2 separate regions of the Homo sapiens genome follow, and region 2 is linked to region 1. Evidence: chromatin loops called from intact Hi-C (ENCODE). Cell type or tissue: PC-3. All regions are shown on one strand. Region 1 has its middle 83 kb from the start of LINC01814. Region 2 has its middle 120 kb from the start of LINC00299.

Region 1 (2,500 bases):
ATTACCCATTGATTGTAGGCTTCAGTAGATAGAGTCTAAGTTTTTTTTTTTCATTTTCCATTTTATCCTTAATACCTGTAGAGTGCATTTGGTATGCAGATGGTGCTCAATAAATGGTTTTAAATAAATTTGTAGAATAATAATATATATTTGAATAATAGTATACATCCAGGTTTGCAGCCTCCTGTCCTCATTTAAAGTTTTAATCTATTTTCCCACATTTTTACTGTATTTTTCTAAATAGCGTCTTTTAAATAAATGCATAGTTTAATGTACATATTTTAATGTACTTGCCACTTTCCTGTTGTTGAATATTTTAGACAATTTGCAAGTTTTTAGAATATAGTATATTCTCAATAAGTAATAAAGCAATGAACATCTTTGTGTAGAAAGGTTTTTTTCCCCATATTCTGGGGTATTTCATTTGGATGGCTTCCCAGAAGGTACTTAACAGGTCAAAGTACTGAACATATTTACTTCAAGTCCTTTGGCTATACATGGCTATAAGCGCCTTTTCAAAGTGTGTGCCGACTTATATTCTCATCAGCAGGATGAGTGAGTGGCTCAGGCAGGCAGAATGTGAGGTCTGGAATCCAAAGGCCTGGACTGATGTCCTGGCGCTGTCAGCCCCTTACAGGTGCTGTTGGGTAAGCTGCTTAAGTTCCCTGGGCCTCCGTTTCCCCTTATGTAAAGTGGAAGTGATGGCAATAGCTCACAGGACTGTGGTGAGAATCACATGAGCAAGAGTTGTGACAGTGCGTCTCGGACTGTCAGACTCTGAAGTGTGGGTTCTCTGGTGAAATGACTTACTATCCGGTAGGCATCAAGCCTGCAGCACCCCAGGACTCAAGAGGTATAGACCCCTGGCAGCCAGGGGCACAGCACCCAGAGACTCAGGGTTACAACACTTGGGACTCAGGTGTACAGTATCCTGGGGTTCAGTTGTGAACTGCCTTTGCTACCCGTGGCTGAAGTGTGCATTATCATCTGTACTACCTGGGGCTCAGGTGTGCGTCACCTGCATTACCTGGGGCTCAGGTGTGCGTCACCTGCATTACCTGGCACTCAGGTGTGTACTACCTGCGGCTCAGGTTCTCAGTACCTGGGACTTAGGAGTTTAGTCCTAAGAATCCCATGTTTTGATGTTCCTGCCCACCTCCTCTAGCCTGCTGAAATTTGAGCTACAGCTGCTCACATTCAAAAAACTGGAACTGTCTTCCAGTTCTAGTGACTCAGGTCAAGGTTTGCTCAACAGCCTGAGTACACAGGCTCGCTGTTCTGTTACTCGTGGCTTCTAACAAACTGTTTGCCAAAGGATTATGTCAAGAAACACTTGGAAGTGAGAGGTAATTTCTTTCTCTGGTTAAATACACTAGGTCAGAACTATCCTAACAAGTCTCTTCCCTCAGTTGTAGAGGAAAAGAAGGGTACGCAGGTGGTGAATTGCAGCGCTTGGTTGGCAAGGACTCAGCAACAGACAGGAACAAGACGAGCAGAGATCACAGGCAGAAAGGCGATCCACCTTCTAGGAACCTCTATTTCATTTCACCCTCCCTCCTTCCCTCCTTGCCTTCCCTCCCTGTGTTCTTTCACTCATTTATCCAGCATCTACATTGGTTAGAATACGTGGATTAGAAAATGCAACTCCTGCTCTTAGGGCCTTCTAGGCCTAGGAGGGGACATCAGAGTGAGGGAGTGGTGATGATGTAGTTGTGTGAGGGCTGGGACAGAGGGTGCTGGGCGCTAGGGAGCACAGAGACAGCCAGCCCCAGCTTCTCTTAAAGGTTCGGGGCACATGGGGGCCACATTTAAGGGATGTGCTGAGCAAAGGACAGTAGCATGGGATCCCTGTTTGTGTCAGGGGCCTTCCCACAATGAACTAATTGGGAGGGAGGTGAGGCCTGGCTCCTGAAGCTGTCACATGGCAGCAGCGGGATCTGAGGAGTACAGAGGGCTGGTGCCTTGGGGAAACCAGAAGCCAGCTGGCCCAAGGGCATCAAGTTCTACTTCTGGAGGCTGAGGCCAGCCATGAGCCCCGAGGCTCAAGAAGACCCCTCTGGCAGCTCACAGGTCCGAAGGGGATTGCAGAGGTTCTTTTATGGCTATGCAGAGACTGTGAAGCGCTTGTTAATTTCCCGAAGGAAACTGCGTGGCTGCTCCTGTGTGTTCTCCTCCCCTCTCACCTGGCTCATGTGATAGGAACAATGCTTTCCCAAGGCAGCGTGTGATGTGACCGGGGCCCCTTCCAGCATAAGAAGGGCTGCCTCACTGGGGTCTGTGCTGTCAAGCGCAGGACGCCAGTTGGCTTTCCTCTCTCCTGTTCTTTTGGCTTTCCACTTCACACTCCACACAAATGTGTAGGCAGCAGAGATCGCACGAGTATCAACAGAAAAGAGCATCAATAGCTACAGTATATTGATCACTTACTATGTGCCATGCACTGGGCTTGCAGGATGACATTTAGTTCCTAGGAGCAGCCCACAAATTAGCGATCATGACT
Region 2 (2,500 bases), 53 kb after region 1:
GAAATGGATAATGTGATTAGCTTTAAATGAAAAAAATCCATCATAAAATTGTCCCCCGGAGCATGTTTGTTGGAGAGGGTGGGACTGGGCTGGGTTGGGTGCTTGCTGGCAGGGCGTGTGTGGGGTTATCTTTTATGGTCTCCCTGGTGGGCTGTTGGCAGGTGGGGAAGTCAGCTGTCAGGGGAGGTGATTTGATCCCACCCTGAGATCCCTCCCGCTGACAGCCCTAATTACCTGCAATTCTCTCCTGAGGAGGGGTGAAGTCAGAGAGGCCCTGGGGGTGAAAATGAAAATGTTACCTGCACAGAAAAAAAACAAAAACATTAAACCATTTTCAGCTATTAGCAATGTATTTTATGTCATTCTCACAAATAACCAGCTGGCCTGGAAGGTGGCCTAGAAATAAATGAAAGAATGGAAGTCCATTCTGGCCACTTCTCCTTTCCTGCTTCTTTGCATGCACCTTTTCCTGCACAGACCTTAGGTTTTGCCAGATGAGGATGGTAGCCTCTTCCCCAAACTCCAAGTGTGTTTTCATTCCATGGCTGTTTGCTTGGTCTGGAACTGTTACCGGAAAGGGGTCCTGATCTAGACCCCAAGAGAGGGTTCTTGGATCCTATGCAAGAAATAATTTGGGGCAAGTCCACAGAGTAAAGTGAAAGCAGTTTATCAGAGAAGCAAAGAAATAAAAGAATGGAGTACCCTAGACAGAGTAGCCCTGAGGGCTGCTGGTTGGCGATTTTAATAGTTATTTCTTGATCATATGGGAAACAATGGATTGTTGGTGAGTTTTCCTGGAAAGTGGTGGGGATTTCCTGAAACTGAGGGTTCCTCTTCCCTTTGGACCATGTAGGGTAACTTCCAGACATTGCCATGGCATTTGTAAATGGTCATGGCACTGGTGGGAGTGTCTTTTAGCATGCGATGCTTTATAATGGCATATAATGAGCATTGAGGATGACTGTCTTGGTTTTGGTGGGTTTCGGCCAGCTTCTTTACCACATCCTGTTTTATCAGTGGGGTCTTTGTGACTTGTGTCTTGTGCCACCCTTCTGTCTCATCCTGTGACTTAGAATGCCTAACCTTCTGGGAATGCAGCCCAGCAGGTCTCAGCCTCACTTTACCCAGCCTGTATTCAAGATGGAGTCACTCTGGTTCAGACGCTTCTGACAGAACTCACTTGAACTCACCTTCTGGGACCTGATTTTGCTATTTCCTTCCTAGGAAGCTTTCTCAGATACCCCCAGGAGACTAACTGCTGCTTTCAGAGCTGTTTGCTTGTCTTCTAACGCTTATGGGAGCACAAGTGACTCATATTCATATGTGTATTCATTCAACAAATATTTACTGCCATCCTACCATGTGCCAGGCACTATGACACATATCTGGGATAAAAGGAGAGAACCAAGATCTAGTCCTTGGAGATGCCCAGATGACTGTGCCTTGAGTCTAATTCCAATTACATTGTGAGGCTGTGGGGACCCCTGGGCTCTGGGGGTCCTTCCCTGCAGGATCCAGTGGGGACAGCACTCCATTCTGGATGCTCTGGTTCTTCATCAGTAGAGTGATGAGGTTGGAGTAGATGGTACTTAAAGTGTCTTCCGGTTCTGAAATTCTGTGAACTGCGGTCACCTAAGGGAGGAATTAAAAAAAAAAATTATCTCTTAATTAGTAAAGTAAAATACTTTCTTTGTAGAAAGTTTTACATACAGAGAATCCAAAAGAAAAGAAAATCAGCATAATTCTACCACTCAGGAATAATCCCCATTAACCTTTTACTTTGATAATTTGTCTTTTATTTTGCATGTATTACTTGAACGAGCTCAAGAACAGCTACTTTTTTGTTTCCTGACTTGAATTCCCACAGGGATATTTCTTTCCCTCAGTCCATCTTCCCCTTCAACATGATTGTTATGGTTTAATATTACTGCTAGCCTTATTATAATCACTATTATCATTAAGTGGCATTTATCAAATATTGACAACAGACCAGGCACTATGTGGAGTGTTTTGTGTTCCTGAGACCTTTTAATTCCCCAGTGATCAGGTGAGCTAGGTGCTGTTGTTCCCATTTGACAGAGGAGGAATTTGAGCCTGACAGTGCTTAAGCAATTGGCTAAAGGTCATACCTTTGTAAGTGTCAGAGGTGTTTGAACCAGAGCAACTCCATCTTGAATAGGAGCTGGGTAAAATGTGGCTGAGACATACTGGGCTGCATTCCCAGAAGGTTAAGGCATTCTAAGTCACAGGATGAGATAGGAATTTGGCACAAGATACAGGTCACAAAGACCTTGCTGATAAAACAAGTTGCAGTAAAGAAGCTGGCCAAAACGCACCAAAACCAAGATGGTGATGAGAGTGATCTCTGGTCGTCCTCACTGCTACACTCCCACCAGCGCCATGACAGTTTACAAATGCCGTGGCAATGTCAGGAAGTTACCCTATCTGGTCCAAAAAGGGGAGGCATGAATAATCCACCCCTTGTTTAGCATATCATCAA

Evidence for each region. Hi-C counts contacts between places; a loop is a spot of excess contacts. Peaks named below come from ENCODE experiments on the same cell type or tissue, not always from the same donor. Only the 100,000 strongest peaks of a DNase experiment are listed, where the experiment ranks them.
Region 2: it touches region 1 in a loop (5-fold over the local background); 2 of 110 quality-filtered maps call a loop at or near these places.

What each region holds. Positions count from the first base shown.
Region 1 is chr2:8,499,517-8,502,016 of GRCh38, reverse strand. No RefSeq gene overlaps it. Among named protein-coding and RNA genes, the nearest start is that of LINC01814, 83 kb to the left of the region's middle. In PC-3, no CTCF peak of the experiment used is centred here; a DNase peak (open chromatin) is centred at 1,226; H3K4me3 peaks cover 365 bases; H3K27ac peaks cover 577 bases.
Region 2 is chr2:8,446,656-8,449,155 of GRCh38, reverse strand. No RefSeq gene overlaps it. Among named protein-coding and RNA genes, the nearest start is that of LINC00299, 120 kb to the right of the region's middle. RefSeq lists an enhancer at 857-2,056. In PC-3, no CTCF peak of the experiment used is centred here; DNase peaks (open chromatin) are centred at 1,315 and 2,225; H3K27ac peaks cover 2,127 bases.